3 separate regions of the Homo sapiens genome follow, and regions 1 and 3 are each linked to region 2. The links are chromatin contacts, found by Hi-C or POLR2A ChIA-PET in ENCODE. All regions are on one chromosome and are shown on one strand. The core of a region is the stretch at or near the end of the contact, and the rest is flanking DNA. Distances in the headings are between cores, read along the strand shown. Region 1 has its middle 79 kb from the start of FAM9C. Region 2 has its middle 25 kb from the start of TMSB4X. Region 3 overlaps TLR7 (toll like receptor 7).

Evidence for each region. Hi-C counts contacts between places; a loop is a spot of excess contacts on that map. ChIA-PET counts read pairs that join two places held with the same protein, here RNA polymerase II (POLR2A). Pooled maps may share reads with other maps.
Region 1: a loop to region 2 is called in a pooled map, with 2.4 times the contacts of the local background. The contact joins two enhancer-like sites. A Hi-C loop is called at or near these places in 1 of 168 maps with a recorded cell type or tissue (PC-3) and 2 of 50 pooled maps. POLR2A ChIA-PET finds 5 or more read pairs at or near these places in 3 of 52 experiments (H1, PC-3 and activated B cell).
Region 3: a loop to region 2 is called in a pooled map, with 6 times the contacts of the local background. The contact joins two enhancer-like sites. A Hi-C loop is called at or near these places in 9 of 37 single-sample maps with no recorded cell type and 6 of 50 pooled maps.

What each region holds. Positions count from the first base shown.
Region 1 is chrX:13,122,305-13,125,223 of GRCh38, reverse strand. No RefSeq gene overlaps it. Among named protein-coding and RNA genes, the nearest start is that of FAM9C, 79 kb to the right of the region's middle. Within about 2 kb of position 1,295, at least 6 of the 41 ENCODE cell types and tissues checked have a DNase peak (open chromatin) inside an H3K27ac peak, as active enhancers do; they include PC-3, where a contact is called at or near this core.
Region 2 is chrX:12,998,995-13,001,994 of GRCh38, reverse strand. No RefSeq gene overlaps it. Among named protein-coding and RNA genes, the nearest start is that of TMSB4X, 25 kb to the right of the region's middle. Within about 2 kb of position 1,299, at least 19 of the 41 ENCODE cell types and tissues checked have a DNase peak (open chromatin) inside an H3K27ac peak, as active enhancers do; they include PC-3, where a contact is called at or near this core.
Region 3 is chrX:12,889,246-12,891,999 of GRCh38, reverse strand. TLR7 (toll like receptor 7) reads right to left here. Exons shown (of 3, transcript NM_016562.4): 3 at 1,639-2,754. Among named protein-coding and RNA genes, the nearest start is that of TLR8, 16 kb to the left of the region's middle. Within about 2 kb of position 1,444, at least 4 of the 41 ENCODE cell types and tissues checked have a DNase peak (open chromatin) inside an H3K27ac peak, as active enhancers do.

The sequences.
Region 1 (2,919 bases), core at 46-2,545, 120 kb before region 2:
CAATGTCTTTTCAAAGGTACGGCAAAACCCAAGCACATTATCTGAAAGGGAGCCGACCAATGTTCCCTTCTTCCGTCAGGGGTATTGGCAGAGGCCTAGCCAAGTCTTTTCCAGGCCTGTGGGCGTCCTTCAGCATTCAGCAGCTGAGCGCTAATCAATTCCACTATCCTGTCTCCTGAAGGAGCAGAGAATTGGGAGTGGTTCTGAATCAATGTTATTTTTATGGAGTACAAGGGATGTTCCAAAAATGATTATGATTCAGATGTTTCTTACTAACCCACTCCCAAAATGCACTCTTGGGGCAGAAATAAATTAATTTTATGGTATCAAAAAAGATGCTCTGGTTAATAAACTTACTCTGAGTATGCAATCTGTCAGATCAACAATTAGATGATGGTTTAAAGAAGTCATAAAAAAAGAATCTCAAGTCTGAAAGCTCGTGTGCCTTGTGTTAAGTTCGTGCCACTAAGGGGAGGGATAAATGAATGTGGTGTTTGGAGAAAATTAATTTTGTGACTTTACAGACATTCCTACAGCTAAAGCTATTGAAGTTAAAGGGTATGTATAAGGTAATGGTTGAAAGGAATCTGTATATGATGTGACAAGAAAGACACAAAAGCTTAGAACATCTAACACAAAAGTAGAATAATTGCACATACTCAGAAAGCATACATGCATGTTGAAGATGCATGTTGCAAAGATAAATTCTACACTTAAAACAGTCCTGGGCTATGCATGAAATTCCTTCACGAAAAAAAAAAATTCCAACTACCTTTTTGTAGCCATAAAATGTACAAGCCAAAGGGCTAAAGAACTTTGCCACAAACACTTATTAGTTCTAGAATAAAAGTTCATGGTTTAGGAGGTTTCAGTGAAATGATTCGGTCAGAATATATTTCTTTGCAGAAAATGACTACTTACATTGCCAAACTCTTACTATGAATATGGTCAGTCTTTGGAGCCAAAATAAATAAATATAAGATGAGGGTCCACTACAGGAATTCAAACAAATAGGAAAACTTAGCTACTTGAAGTTGACACAGGAAGTCGACAGTTTCACATTCACAAACTAAACAGCCCTAGGAAATGAGAATGTATTATATACCAAAGACAAACACGAAAAAACATTTGCAGAATACCCAGAACAGTCCCCAGCACACAGTTTTGGTTTCCTGTAAAGCTGTCATCATAAACGCAGGAAATCTGGAGGTCTATTCTCCATCTGATTTTTAACATTATGTTTTATGAGAATGTTGCATTTGGCTGTACTTGTATGACTCTAATATGTATAACGGTAGACAAACTATGGCCTGTGAGCCAAGTCCTCCGGCCTGCCGCCTGGTTTTATACAGCCTGCAAGCAGAGTGGTTTTTACATTTTTAAATGGTGAAAAAAAATCAAAAGGAAAATAATATTTCATGACAAATGAAAATTAATTGAAATTAGGATTTCAGTGTCCATGAATAAAGTTTATTTGGAACATAGCCATGCCCAATTGTTTACATATTGTCTGTGGCTGCTTTTGAGCTCAAAGGGCACAGTTGAGTAGTTGTGACAGAGACCGTGTATGTGGCCTTCAAAGCCGAAAATATTTACTGGCTGACCCTTTACAGACAAAGTTTGCCAACCTCTTCTCTAATATGCAAAGGCCAGCAGAATCTGAAAGTGAACACCCAAAAGAACAATATGGAGAAACCAGAAGAGAGAAGAATGCACTCTTCTTGGTGAATCTTCCAAAGTGGCACTTGAGCCTCTCTTACACATCTGCACCGGCTCCCATGCTGTCCGGGCCACATCAGATCAAAGAAGGCAGCCCTCCTCACAAAAACCTCGCTATTCCTTCTGCTACTTGATCTGTGCAAAGCTCAGGTGTGGTTTGCCATTTGATCTGGAGGTTGGAATTAGTTCTTATTTTAGCTGATTTAGGTTACCTAGGTTACACCACAAATCAAAAATAGCTGAAATATCTGTGTAAATGAAAAACAAATGTACAGAGAGAGGGAGCAATCAATTTTCAGAAGATAGAGAAATGTTCTTTTGCATGGAGCCCCCATTGGTAATGAACTCCCTGGTGCTAAATGAAGGGAAGGAGGGAAGGGACTTTTGTGTCTCCCAGCAGGACCTCCAATCAGGCAACAGAATAGAAACTTTTCATTGATTGTAGGCCTTGGCAAAATTGAGGGTTGCCTGTTTGTACTGACACTTTGAAGTTCGATGGGTATTTTGGTAATAAACTCCCTTGTAACTTCACAGTAGTGAGATTATAATAACTTTGGGAGTTATCTCATTATATGTTTTGTGATTTTTTTTTTTGCACACTTTTTTTTTCTTCGAACTCTGATGAAAGTTTAGCTTCAAGGAATCATAAGTTCCAGAGGTTGATGAAACCAGTTATAGACCCTCACTGTTCCAAGTGGGTTCCATGAACGAGCAGCATTGGCGCCTTCTCAGAGCTTGTTAGAAATTCAGAATTTCAGCACCTCCCCCAGACTGGCTGAATCAGAATCTGTGTTTTAACAGGATTCCCAGATTGTCTGAGTATACATTAATTTTTGAGAAGCACTGGTGGAAAAAAGTGCATGAGACTTGGGGTCTTGGGGATCCAGTTCCAGATTGAACTGATGCTAAGTCACTGGTGACCTTGGGCAAATTTCTCACCATCTTTTTGCCTTGGTCATCTTCTCTTTAATGTGCGGCTAAATTCACTGTCTTAGTTCAGGCTGCTATAACAAAATACCATAGAACGGGCTTCTTAAACAACGACAACAAAAAATTATTTCTCATCGTTCGGGAGGCTGTAAGTCCAAGATCAGGGTGCCAACATGACTGGATTCTGGTGAGATCCTTCTTCAGGAGGAAAGAGGGTAAGACAACTTCCTGGGGTTTCTTTTATAAGGGCACACGTCTCATTCATGAGGT
Region 2 (3,000 bases), core at 50-2,549:
ACCTTCGAATTTTTTTAGCTTTTTGACTCTTTTGTAATAACAGCTTAAAATATACATTGTACAGCTGTACAGAAATGTTTTCTTTCTTTATATCCTTATTCTGTAAACTTTTTTCTATTTTCAAACTTTTTATTTTATTTTTGTGTGTGTTTTTACACAAACACAGACATTAGCCTAGGCCTACACAGGCTCAGGATTGTCAATCTCACTGTCTTCCACCTCCACAGCTTGTCCCACTGGAAGGTCCTCAGGGGAAGTAACAGGCATGGAGCTGTCATCTCCTATGATAACAATGCCTTCTTCTGGATACCTCCTGAAGGACCTGCGTGAGGCTGTTTTACACTTAACTTTATATCTATATGTAGGAGTACACTCTAAAATAATGATAATGGTGGGGTGCAGTGGCTCATACCTGTAATCCCAGCGCTTTGGGAGGCTGAGGTGAGAGGGTCACTTGAAGCCAGGGGTTCCAGATCAGTCTGAGCAACGTAGTGAGACCTGTTCTCTACAAAAAATGTAAAAATTAGCCGAGCATGGTGGTGCACACGTATAGTCCCAGCTACTTGGGAGGCTGAGGTAGGAGGATCACTTGAGCCTGGGAGGTCCAGGCTGCAGTGAGCCATGATTGTGCCACTGCACTGCAGCCTGGATGACAGACTACTGACTCAGGATCTTGTAAAATTCAAATCTAACATTATCCTAAGTAGAAGATGCATCCCTTCAGGATAAGTCAGGTGAAGACTCATTCCACAAATACTAACGCTACCATTTCTGGTTGTCTGAGCTACAAAGGTAAATAAAATGCAGCTTCGATCTCTCTCAGAGCTCACACCTGGCTTAAATTTAAACATCTTTAAGGTAGGGAAGTAAAGGAAAAGCGGAAAAAAAAGCCCTTCAAAATCAGGGAAAGGAAAGCCAAAAGCACTTTATGTTTTCTCATTCTAGATGAGATTTTTAAAAATCATTCTATTTTATTTTTCTTTTTAAAAGAATCGCATGCGGGAATTAGTACAGGGACAACTCTAATATCAAGTTTGTGTATTTAACCTCACATTCTATAAAAGAGCTGGAACAAATGCACTTAAATCAGTGATATTTGAGCTGATGGCTTGAAATTTATTATCAGTCTTTCTGGAAATGATTTTCTTACTCTTTAGGGTTCTCGATTTTTATTTGCATGTTTCTGTTCAGCTTGTAACTACTACAAAGATCAGGAAGAGGAAACAGGACTGCACGGCCCAGTCCTCTTCATGTTTGAGAAATGGCTGAGTCGGCTCCTGGGACGGGCACATGCTTCTAGAATATTGTGGGCTTGTTAAGCCAGTCCCAAAGCAACAATGGCACTGCAGTTTCCAATGCCAAATTCAATGTCGTTTTTGGGTTTTACTTCATAGCCAAACCAAAGAACAGACACTCAAACAGATACATTTCTTGCCTGTTATTTTCCACCCTTTCTTAGCCAGTCCTTAGAAGGATATACAGGCAGGCATTTCTGCTCGTCTGGAAAAAATCAGTGGTGCAGAATATGACAAAAGGTTTCACTTCCTTTTTAGCCTTTATTGAGCAGAAAAGAGCAATTTGAAAATGCTGTCGCTGGGGAGTAAAAAGTCACTTCCTGGCCGCTTTTGTCAAGAGGGCCCCTGCCGCTTGGCACATCTTCAAATAGAATCAAGAGGCACACTTGATTATATCCTTCATGAAAACATTTAAATAATGTGAGGGTTCTGATTTAACATCCTTTCCCCCACATCCCAGGAACTCTCATAGCCAAAATGATGATGCAGCCTTACTTAAAATGTACCTCTCTAAGGTATTCAGAGCTGTTTTAAGGATTCCCCCATAGGCAAGCTACTTAAATGGCTCTAACAACTCAGAAATATAAGACTAAAATTGCACCAGAACCCGCATAGAGTGTCTTAGCAATAATACCACACGTGGCACAAATAATATATATTAGGTTGGCTGTTGCTTAAAAAAAAAAACAATGCCACAAATGTTTAGAAGGAAAATAAAAGGCACTCATGAAATAGTGGTAATCAAATATGAGAAGGTGATATCAGAAGACATTTGTTCTCAGATCTTCTTAATGTAATTCACAATATCCACTGGCAATATGAGCCCCCAGTGGCACCCACTACTCTCCTTTTGATAAATGCAATGGTCTCTTGGCTTTTAAAAAGATAAATCTTGGGTATAACGCTGAGCGTCAGATAGTAATAAAGGTATTTTATACTGTTTTGCCACTGATGACCAAAAAGAAAGTGAGATGAATCGAATTGGGAAAGATACAGCTGTTGAACGTTGAATGAGCAAAGCACCCGGCAGGAAGTGTGTAGGTGAAACCAAACACTCGGTTCAGAGGTGAAATCTGCATCTGACTGGCGGGTTGCAGTTTTCCTTACTAAGAGCAGTTGGGCTGGTTGTTTTTTCCTCCAAAAGACACAGAAATGATCAGAGTAGGTCAGAGAGCTGACTTACTCCTTTTAGAAGCCTTTGGTTTGGCTGTTGGTAAACTGGAAATTGAGTTAACGAAATCTATTGAATTACCAACGAATTCTATCTCACTCTTGTTCTCTTCGAGAATTGGGTAACTCATTGAATATTTTTGACCCACTTTTCCAGAAGCTGAGTGATGTGGATGGATGTCAATATGGCTTTGAATGATGCTTCTTCCAAGCTTTATAGTCTCTGGGATAGGATTGCAAATAAAGCCAGAGGGCTCCTGTGTTTCGTTTGTGTGACATTCACAGTATCCTACACACAATAGATGCTTCATAAATGAGTGTTGAATGAATTAAGTTGGTTCATGATGCACCTATCCCACCCTCTCCATGTAAATACCTATAAATAAACAAATAAATAAAAATAAGGATAGATAACAAGCCCATGTAAAGCCCAGAAAGTCTGTATCTATATATTTCCATAATGTCAAACACTTGGATGTTTGGAAACTTCTGGATGGTTGCCTCTACGATTCTATTTTCTATTATTATTTAATGA
Region 3 (2,754 bases), core at 195-2,694, 110 kb after region 2:
GAGACCAAGTCTCACTCTCTCACCCAGGCTGGAGTGCAGTGGCTTGATCCTAGCTCACTGCAACCTCTGCCTCCCAGGTTCAAGCGATTCTCCTGCCTCAGCCTCCCGAGTAGCTGGGATTACAGGAGTGTGCCACCACGCCCAGCTAATTTTGTATATTTAGTAGAGATGGGGTTTCACCATGTTAGCCAGACTGATCAACCCTCCTTCTTCATAGCGTTGGTTGGCAGGTGGGTTGGTCTCTTGTTCGCCTTCAGTACATTGTTAACTTGGTAAAATGGATTAATTTTCTGTCTTGGTGTTGTCTGAAGCACATCTCTGTTTGAGTCTCCTCAATCATGTTCTTTGATCGTTTCCCTCCGACATAGCTATTGGACTTTGGAGGGTACAAATCATTCCCAATGTTTCTTAGGGTCAAGGGCTTCACCTTCCAGTAGATGCCAGGAGCAGGGTGTGCTATAACTAACTGTTTCTGGAGCACAGCGACCCAAAGCTCCAAGGAGGGATGTGCTCCCACTGTCTGTGACTAAGCCTTTCCCATCAACAGTGTTCTTGCTTACTGAGCATGTGCAGCAGAGGCGGAGGAACAATTCCAACCTCAACTCCACCCCCATGTTAAAATTGGGCCATAAATAAGTAGTAGGATGTGCAACCTGGTCCTCTTGTTCACCCGACTTAGGATGAGAAGGAGGAAGTAAATAAAAAGCATATCTCATGGGAGGGGGAAAGGCATTATAAATAAGAAGAGTGTGTGTCCTTGCTATCCCCATCACAGCTTCCTTGGAGATGGGCACAAGTTACTCACACTCTCAGGTCGCTACATCCCCTTGCATACTCTATATTCCTTGGCCACATGTAAGAGATGATCTGGACCTAAAAGAGTGTCCAGACAGATGGAGCTGGAAGTAGACCTGCAAATGGGGCCGAGAGATCCTGACTCAGGGTCAGGGCTACAATCAGACTCATCCTCTCTCTCCTCTACAAACTGCAGACACTTGTTTTGCCTTTTTCTCATCCATAACATTTGCCTTGCCAAGTGCCTCCCTTGGCTTGGATTCTAAAAATGCCAAGTCTTGCTAAGGTGTAGTATCTATCTGAAGAGAAAGGACACTTCCTGGCCAAGTCAAGGTTGAAAGGGGCTTGGACCAAGGCTTGATGGTGGAAGCGGAATTCATGGAGAATCTGGGAGTTCCTTCCGGGGTGGAGCCAACCAGAGGCCAGTCAGCAGAGAAGCCCCACGTTCAGAGCTTTGTGGGGACCGTCTGTGAACAGCTCCAGTCCTACAAAACTGCACTGAGGGCCCTCAGAAAGTTAGAAGAATGACATGTCAAGATTACCAAAGAATTCAGATAAAAACCATCTGTTGGTGTGCTGTTATTTTCCTACAACAAACCACGGTGCTTAACCTCATGTCAAAATACTCTGTGGTTTCTGAGTTGCATTATTTTCAGTTTCCCTTCCTCTTGATCCATTTCAGAAGATGTTTAAATTGTCTTCAAGTGATTTTATGTGTATATGTGTTTTAATAGAAGACAATTTATAATGACCAAAAGCTGATTTTTTAATGCCATTATCCTTGTTCTCACAGAAGAAGAACGGAAACTATGAAACACAATAAAGCTTACAGAAGTTGTGAAATAGTTGGCTCCAGCAATTTAATTACCTCTCTATTTATTCCAGAGATTGATTTGGGAATTTGTGACCCTTATTGATTAAATGTACGTTGGAAATAATTCATATAGTGTGTACTCACAGGTAAAGTAAAGCCTTTGGCATTGCCACACGTGAGGAAAATACGACATCGCCAATCTAAGGCTTGAACACATGCACGCTGTTTTCCAAATGGCACAAACACCTTTGTAGATCACTTCTTCCATGAAATAAAGCAAATTGGTCAGGTTTCAATCTTTGAACTCATGAATTTATACCCAGCTGAAAGTACAGGCATCTTAAGAATGTCTTGGTTCTTTCTGTTGTTTTTGAATCTGATAGCTGAAGTTCAAAACTGAAGCTTTCTCAATGTGAAGGTCTATAAACTTTGGTTTCTTCTCCCATCCTCCAGCAAAAAATGAAAGGAATCCATATAATTGGCATTCAAATAATTGTCATCTCTGATAAAACTATAAATAAATACACACTCTTGGAGTCCTCCTTTAGGGTTTACCATCAAAACCATCTAACGTTGCTGTATCAAGTGTGCAGATACTTACAAATATATGGCATTAGTTAACAAAACAGTTTGAAAGATATTGGATGAGGAAATTTTACTTTGGATACAGTACTTTGCAGTGCAGATAAAAACATTTAAGCAGGTAAATTATCAAAGGTAGAGAATATCACTTTGTATAAAGGCAGATCATTTAAATATTTTTCTATTTGTAGGTGGACCATATGCATTTATGGTAAGGATGTGTCTTTCTTTCTTACTGTTTCCCTATGGAACCCAGAAGCAGGCCCAAGGAAAAAGAGCAGGAAGCACTGAAGCAGCAACCACCTGTGTGGTGCCCACACTCAATCTGCACAGAATGGGGCCCTGGATGACACGGAAGCAATTGGTTAAGAAGCTGACTGAGTTTTTTTGTGTTTTTTTTTTTTTGTTCTTTTGAGACAGTCTAGCTCTGTTGCCCGGGCTGCATTGCAGTGGCGTGATCTCGGCTCACTGCCACCTCCACCTCCCGGGTTCAAGCGATTCTCCTGCCTCAGCCTCCCAAGTAGCTGGGATTACAGGCACCCACCACCACGCCCAGCTAATTT